2 separate regions of the Homo sapiens genome follow, and region 1 is linked to region 2. A link is a loop called in an ENCODE intact Hi-C map of the cell type or tissue named here. Cell type or tissue: HepG2. All regions are shown on one strand. Each heading gives the region's core, and the rest is flanking DNA. Links, peaks and the distances in the headings are about the cores only.

Evidence for each region. Peaks named below come from ENCODE experiments on the same cell type or tissue, not always from the same donor. Only the 100,000 strongest peaks of a DNase experiment are listed, where the experiment ranks them.
Region 1: it touches region 2 in a loop (2.6-fold over the local background); 1 of 110 quality-filtered maps calls a loop at or near these places.

The regions. Positions count from the first base shown.
Region 1 is chr2:160,762,633-160,767,034 of GRCh38, forward strand. No RefSeq gene overlaps it. Among named protein-coding and RNA genes, the nearest start is that of RBMS1, 270 kb to the left of the region's middle. In HepG2, for the core only: no CTCF peak of the experiment used is centred there; no DNase peak of the experiment used is centred there.
Region 2 is chr2:160,836,443-160,840,844 of GRCh38, forward strand. No RefSeq gene overlaps it. Among named protein-coding and RNA genes, the nearest start is that of TANK-AS1, 320 kb to the right of the region's middle. In HepG2, for the core only: no CTCF peak of the experiment used is centred there; a DNase peak (open chromatin) is centred at 2,039.

The DNA of each region.
Region 1 (4,402 bases), core at 247-4,246, 74 kb before region 2:
CGCCTCTCCCCCAGCCTCGCTGCCGCCTTGCAGTTTGATCTCAGACTGCTGTGCTAGCAGTCAGCGAGACTCCGTGGGCGTAGGATGCTCTGAGCCATGTGCGGGATATAATCTCCTGGTGCTCCGTTTTTTAAGCCCATCGGAAAAGCGCAGCATTGGGGTGGGAGTGACCCGATTTTGCAGGTGCCATCTGTCACCCCTTTCTTTGACTAGGAAAGGGAACTCCCTGACCCCTCGTGCTTCCCTGACCCCTTGCCTCGCCCTGCTCCTTGCCTCGCCCTGCTTTGGCTCACGTATGGTGCGCTGCACCCACTGTGCCGCACCCACTGTCTGGCACTCCCTAGTGAGATGAACCCGATACCTCAGATGGAAATGCAGAAATCGCCCGTCTTCTGCGTCGCTGATGCTGGGAGCTGTAGGCCAGAGATGTTCCTATTCAGCCATGTTGGCTCCACCCCATTATCATTTTCTTTAATCACTGGGTGAGGCCCCATTTTTCTCCCCCTCTTGATCTAATTTGTGTTGTTTTCTCCAAGAGGTGCTTTAAGAGGAACTCTTCTTGATTTCTCATAAAACTCACTCTAACTCGGATATCTGTTAGATGCTTAATAAATATTTTGTGATCACTTTGTGACCAATCATTCATTGTCCCAAGGTCAACATATTGCTGCAATCTGGCTTAGGGCAACATGCTTTCATTCCTTTTCAAGTGGTCTTTAGTTCCTTCCACTGAAATGTGTCTTTTCGAGCTCTGCAATGTTAGGAAGTTACAGAGGTGAGTGATTTGTCAATTTAAAATGCATTTGAGTAATTACTATTAGTTTTTGCTTTATGGGTGCTTCCTGATGCATTTCTGCAAGTGAACTTTTCTTTTCCATTCCTCTTTAGGCTCTCCAAACTCACATTACAGCTCCGTCTCTATAAAACATCGAACTGACCTACTTCTTTTTTTTTTTTTGCATGTATAAAGGTCTGAGCTTGACTTTAACATAAAGAGTAATAAACTGTCTATAAGCTGGCTATTTGAGGTAGCCCATGAAATAATTTATTTACCAAATAGATTATATGGCAATATATGACAACTATGACAAATAATTATAGAATGACTTTCTATATGACAAATAATTATAGAATGACTTTACCCAACTATAAGCATCAATATTTAACTTAGGTATTTTTGTTCCTAAATCCTGAGAAGGGTGTAGTAAAATAAAAAGGAAATACAAACTCTCTTAAACTTATCAAGACTGGTAGCTATATACAACGGTATGTATCACTTTTCCTATAAGACAATTTCAACTCAAAGGTTCACTTCCTGTTGATCCCAGATTTCTTCTAGTAATCTCCCTTCTGAAAAAGTTACCCACATTTGCAGTTATACCTTTTCAAATGTTGACTTATAAATCAAAGAAACCAAAATGAATCACAAATACTTGAAGACAGTGAAAACAGCAAAGCAAGAAAATTACTTGATATATGTGGATCTGAGCATCTGAACACTTGAGTTTATGGTTTCTCAAGCACAGGGAGAGAATATGTCAAACCAGAATCATATTTAGCACTTAGTCTGGAGGGAACTTGCCACAAGGAATGAAGATGTTTTCAGTGTCTCCTGCAATTCTAGCAAAAGTATTAGGATTACAACTGTCCTCAGACGGATGGACTATTGTTTATTTGGTAGCAGAATATTCACGCAACAGTGCAGTATGATTTCTGTAAATGAATTTCATTAAGCAGGAAAACCTTAACTCTTGAAAATGTAATTTACAGCTTTAAAAAAAAAACTAATCTCACATTTATTAGGGATTATTAGGATACATTTTTTCTGAGTCTAGTCTAAGCCTAGTCTTTTTCTTCTTTCTTTCTTTTTCTTTTCCTTTCTTTTCTTTCTCTTTCTCTCTCTCTCTCTCTCTCTTTTTTTTTTTTAATGGAGTCTCACTCTGTCACCTGGGTTGGAGTGCAGTGGCATGATCTCGGCTCACTGCAACCTCCTGGGTTCAAGTGATTCTCCTGCCTCAGCCTCCCCAGTGGCTGAGATTACAGGTGCCCACCACTATGCCCAGCTAATTTTTTGTATTTTTAGTAGAGACGAGGTTTCACCATGTTTGCCAGGCTGGTCTCGAACTCCTGACTTGTGATTCACCCACCTTGGCCTCCCAAAGTGCTAGGATTACAGGTGTGAGCCATCACGCCCAGCATTTTTTTTTTTTTTTTAAGAATCATGTGTTGGAGTGTCAATGCAGTATTTCCTGCACATTTACATGAAATTTGAGGTAGTGACTATATATTTTTACCCTTGTAGGCATGACCATATCTGATATTTTTGTAATTCATCACTCTTAGTACATATACAAGAGATGCTTAATAAATACTTTGCGATCACTTTGTGATCAATCATTCGTTGTTGCAAAACAAATTAATGTTAGAGCTGAGTATTCCATGTTCCAGTTTAGGGTTTTTGTTAAACCATGGGATCACCAATAAAAATAATTTGCTTATGAAAAAGCAAGTTGTATTAACCTGAAGAGTTTGTATGAGAATTGTGAATGTTAACATTTTAAAAACTTTTTAATACCTAAAAATCAACCATCTTTCTGCTAGAATTAAATGTGTCTCTAAACAGTCTTGGTAGCTTCTATTCAAATGATGGTTTGACTGTTTTCCTGACTCACTTTAATGAGCCTTTGGCTAGAAGTTGGTGAAAAACTATGACATCCATTAATTGCTATTGCTGCTTTCTCTATGGATTCTGAAATATGAGTATTAAATTTTGTTATAGTGGAATGTAAGAGATTGGGATTTTAGTCTAAGATAGTGATTTATATATAATTGGGCCTAAAGACAAAATAAGGTATATTTTTCCAATGATATCTAGTGTAACTGCATTGAAATCTTCAGGAATACTTGACATGTATGAATAAAAAAAATCATTATAGGCTCATAGTATCATTTAAAACAAATAAGATCATACCATCCCCCTGCATAAAACCTTCTGATGGTTTTCCAAAGGACTTAGAATAAATTGCAAACTCCTTACCATGGCCTTAGAGGCTCTCTCCTCTCAGTAGGTCTCAGTCAGTTGCTCCTCACACATGCACAATCATTCCATTTTAGGGCCTTTACCCTTGCCCTTCCCTGCCCAGAATCCTCTTCCTCTGCATCCATCCTGCTTACTTTAAATGCTTCAGCTATTAGCTCAAATGCCACCTCCCCAGAGGGTTCTTCCCAAATCACTCAATCTGAACTTACCCCTTCCCCATTCACACACACACACTTTACACACTTTCACTCTATTTTATTGCTAACTTTTATATGGTATTTATAGTTGTGAGAGAATATCTGTACGTAGTCTAATATTTCCACCTGTGGCAGCTGCCTGTGGGGTCACAGGTGGAAATCTTGTCACATCCCCTTGGCCTACTATGATTTCCTTGGCCTACTATGATTTCAACTGCAGCTACAACAGACAATTCCCTGAAAACTCAGACTTATCTCCAGAACAGTGACCCTCCTCGAGCACACTCCACTTCTTATCTTTCTACTTTTTGCTCCAGGACTTTCTCTGGTGCCACAGGGGAGTTGTTGTTCCCAGCACAAGCACAACCAACAGGAGATGGGAATAAGTAGATAAATGTTGAGGTTTCCCCATCCTCAGGTGGACAAGGCTGGGAGGACCATTATAGTTTCTTAGGAGATTGCAGCAGATGTCAAGCTCCTAGTTCCTAGAGCAGCAACCTTAATATTGTCAGTTTCCCCCTTTTCAACTCATTCTACTCTTCCTCATCCCCAAATTTATCAATAATCAGTACTTAAGACTTTTTCTCATGCCCTGCTTATAGGAGAACCTAATTAAGACATATCTGGGGGGGGGGTGGAGCCAAGATGGACGAATAGGAACGGCTCCAGTCTACAGCCCCCAGCGTAAGCGACGCAGAAGACGGGTGATTTCTGCATTTCCAACTGAGGTACCGGGTTCATCTCACTGGGGAGTGCCGGATAGTGGGTGTGGGACAGTGGGTACACCGCACCGTGCATGAGCCGTAGCAGGGTGAGGCATCGCCTCACCCAGGAAGCACAAGGGGTCAGGGAATTCCCCTTCCTAGTCAAAGAAAGGGGTGACAGATGGAACCTGGAAAATCGGGTCACTCCTACCTTAATACTGCACTTTTCCAACGGGCTTAACAAACGGCACACCAGGAGATTATATCCCACACCTTGCTCGGAGGGTCCTACACCCACGGAGCCTTGCTCATTGCTAGCACAGCAGTCCAAGATCAAACTGCAAGGTGGCAGAGAGGCTGGGGGAGGGGCGAGGCTTGAGTAGGTAAAGCAGCCAGGAAGCTCGAACTGGGTGGAGCCCACCACAGCTCAAGGAGGCCTGCCTGCCTCTGTAGGCTCCACC
Region 2 (4,402 bases), core at 112-4,111:
CTTGGAATATTAAGTAGGTCCCCATACAGTTCAAATTCTTAACATTGGCATGTCTACTCCTTTTTCATCTCTGCCATTTGTCTTCCGTTTCCCTCTGGATAACCCCAACAGGCAGGCTATACTGTCCCCAGAATATTCTAAGCTTTTTCACATCTTGAGTCTTTGTGGGCATTGTTCCCTTCAGCCTGGAATGTCCCCCTCTCCCTTTTCTTTCCATCAATGACAGTTCAGACATCACTTTGTGGAGGAATGCTTCCTTCAGTCTCCCTGTGTCCTCCCCAGGCAGAGTAAAAGACTCCCTTCTCTGTGCTCCCACAGCACCTGATATAGATCTCTATTATAGCACTTATCACATTTTATTGTGATAAAGTGTGTTTGGCTTTCTCTCCCACTACACTGAATTCCTTGGAAGCTGAGGCAGTCTTATTCCAGTGCCTACAGGTTTCCTGGGATTATCTCTGTGGGCCTCATTGCTGCAGAATGTGAAACATGACCCAGCAGCAGAAACATACCACAGCAACCACATCATTTAATACTACATTCCTGAAACGATCTGACTCTGGGCAGAATGTATTTGAGAATAGGCCAGATGATCTGGAAATGCTCTCCCAGATGTATGTTGACTCTTCTTAGAGTATAACATCACAAATCAGGGGCTTTGAGGGTTGGATGTGACCAGATTCCTACCTCATATATTTTGTTGCAAATGCAAAAGCGTGTAGAGGAATAAGTTTTGTGTGTGTGTATCTTTCATGTCGCTCTAGTATCTCCCAAGTATAACTCTGGAGGTGGTTATCTCCCCAGTTCCTTCCATTTTGGCAGCATTTTTGTCTTTAATATTCAAATACAGAAACTTAAACATTTCTCTTTCTCCCACATGTCTCCACGGATTCTTGTATGTCTGACATTTCCCCCAGTTATCTCTGGTTCCAATATCTTGTATTGAATTTTGATCTCTAATCTGAAACTCACCTTCTATACCCCATCCTCCTTCCTCTGACCCCCATCCCCCCTGCCATGGAAGTAAGACTTGGATACTTTTATTTTCCTGGTGAACCACTAGTGTGTAAATCAGGTTTTACTAAAGTTGAAGGGAAATAGCATAGGATCTTCTAGGAAATAACTTCAAAATTAGTAGTAGGCCTCACTCATAAAATGCCAGTATCATTTCCCTGCCAAGGGAATTCCTTACTGGCCAGAATTCCTTAGGCCAGAGCTTGCCATCCTCTTCTCTGGTCTCTATCTCTCCCATTAAGATTCTTCACTTTTCCTCTCCTGCTTCAATCTGACAGTTTTCTAATAGACTTATATTTTGTACAGAGAAATTTCACTTTCCCTGTACTCACTCAACCTCTAATAAGTCTAATAAGTTCTTAGTCTATATTTACATCACCAAAAGCAACTGGGAAACTCTGATAAACAAAGTGTGATCACCTCTAGCCTTCAACAGCGCAATGAACCAGCAAAAGCATTGAAAATCCAATTTGTATTCTAATATAATTGAATTCTTAGACAAGACTCCTTCCCTTTCAGTATGCAAAAGAAAAACAGGCTCACAAAGTAAGCTCCCAGAGTTCATGAATAACACACACACACACACACACACACACACACACACACACACACAAAATACTGTAGGTACCTAAATTTTTGATCAGGTTCTTGTGTACGTGGTTTTTGAATGTTTGGTGAAGTGATTCATAATCCACATTCTGTTCATATGTAACAAACAGATAGTCTCAGATTGGAGGTATGGTTTCCTCAGCCAGAAATCAGGGGCTGAGAATTTTCCTTAGCTTTCCAGGAAAGGTGTATACAGCAAACCATTCATGAGGGTATACAGAATCCATCTCTTTGTGTGGGCTTTTCAATAGCCTTGAGAATAATGTGTACATTCCAAAGGCTTCCCAGAGCAGCCTAGGATTGAGCACAAAGTCAACATTGTGCCCTGCTTTTTTGTGCTAACATGGTAGTCTTGTCTAAGCACCAAGGTACTAGAGGACAAGCCCGTGACATTTAGCTGCTGCAGTAGAGAAACACATGAGTATTATGTGACTCTTTGTTCCCAATGTCATTGTCTACACAGTACAAGGAAAGTGCAATCAAAGAGAAAAACCATGTTTTTGTAAACCTCATCATCTTACTAACACAGCTAACTTGACTGGGTATACTGGTAGGAATGTAGACAGTGTAACCCAGGATTAATGAAGACAAGCCTGAGACCTTTTTCTCTTCATGAGCCCTGTATCTAACACATAAACGTCAGCTCTTTATTTAACACCTGTGAGCCAGCATTATAAAGAAGACCAAGCACGCATGTATGTACTAACACAAATCACATCATTATCAAATAGAAAAACAAGCTAGTGAGTAAACGAAGAGTAGGGAGTGAGCATATTCATACACGCTCAATATTTGCATCAGCAGTGTCCTATCACCTCTATAAGTTAATAAGTTATACTGAAACAGGAAGCAAGGAGAAAGTGGGAGAGAGGGCAACATACACTAACCTGTTGTTTCACATTTACACAGTAGCAGTATGGAACTTAAAACTTAATCACTATAATGTAAATTATTTCATTTAGTCTATGTTATCTGCAATTCATAGTTGAGAAAACTAAGGTTCAGAGAAGTTGGGTAGCATGATTAAGACCACATAGCTACCAAAGGATAGAGTATGAACTCAAAGGTGTTATAATGTCTATATAGATTTTCTTCTATGAGCTTTACTGGAAACAGGTTTACCCTGCACATTACACAGAAAATTCTGCTGTCATATCATATAATACCAGCTGTCTCCATAAACTTCTCTGCTGAACCATATGCTCAGCTCCTGGGTAAACTTCCCATCTTTTTTGTCATTTTCTTATATTTTTCAGATGTTTACAAATCATTACAAAGTGTTAGAGGATATTAAACAGACAAAGAATATTGAGGTTTAAAAGAAGGTAAATATTTATCGATTCAGAACTAAGTTAGAATCACCCTAAAGTCAGAGTTTAAATGTAAGTCCATGCTAAAAAAAAAAAAAAAGTTATCTCTCGCTTTTAAGGCTTCCGATGGAAGTGAAAAGACACTCAAAGGACAAGAGGTACAGCCTTTATCAGAGCCCAGGTTCTCTACTTTGTGAATAAACGGGAGAGAAATTGTCCTCTTTTGCACTCAAATCTAGGAACACTTGAAGATCTTCTATATGTGGATAGGGTGGGAGGAAAAACGGAATTCAGCTGTCTTCTAAATCTCATCTTTTTAAATGAAATTTTTACAAAAGCAGTCATTTCATAGATAATATTCTTTTAACTTTGCATATATTCAGGATGGGGAGTACCATTCTTTTATTGCATAATTCCGGTTATTTTTTAAACATAGTTCGATGGAGGAAAAAATAGTTCTCTGAAACCTAGAATCAACATGGCAAGAAGTTTGTCTCCATTATTGTCTTCTGACCACATTTATTTTAAAATAAGTTAAATGTGGCACAGTGGGGCTTCCTATCTATTTTATTTAGCCTTGAGAGTTACAGCCCCACAGCAGTGAAGCACTAGGAAGAGAGTGTAAGGGACAGTAGGGAAAGAGAGGGAGAGAGAGGGAGGGAAGGAAAGACAGGTTCTACTCTGAAAAGCGGAGACGGGAGGGGTTAGGGCAAATAGGATGTACTACCTTGACCACAAGTCACAGAAACAAATTAAAGCCTAATTCCTCACCCTATTCTGTCCAAGAGAATAGTAGAAAGGAAAAAGTAGAGGAATTTTTCTGGAATTTGTGTAATAGACTGAAAGCCTATTTGAGGCTAATAGTGAAGAACTGATCTTAACTATCTTTTGGACATAGAGTGCATTCAAAATCAGCTCCAGCATCAAGGAAGATGAGGTTCTTTCAGGTGATGGGCTGAGCTTGTGCATTTTCCTAGTCTTTGTCTCCCTGTTTGATAGCAGGATTATATGAATATAATGTATTTATTATTTAAGGTACTTGTTAAACATTTATCTTCAAAGAGGCATTTGAACATAACAGACTTGTCATTTTAGTAAAATGGTAAGAACCTGGATTATGGAGGAAAAGCACCTGCCATATGGTGATGTTTCAGTTTCTCTCCCTTCCCTAGTGGTAAACTGAGTGCTGGTTTGCCCCAGTAGAACAATAAACAGGTACTTAGGGCACAGAAAAACCAGTGGAAATTTATTGGCTAGACTCATATATTTGATATGTTTTTTAAAGCATTAAAGGCCAATAATCACGCAAAAAGGTACTTAAGTCACCAATTATTAGGAAAAGGAAAAATCAAAACCATTAGAAGGATAATAGAGGAAGACCATGAACAACTCTGTGCCCACAAATTTTAGAAGTTAGATGAAATGGGTAAATTCCTCGAAAGACAATATCTGCCAAAACTCACACAAGA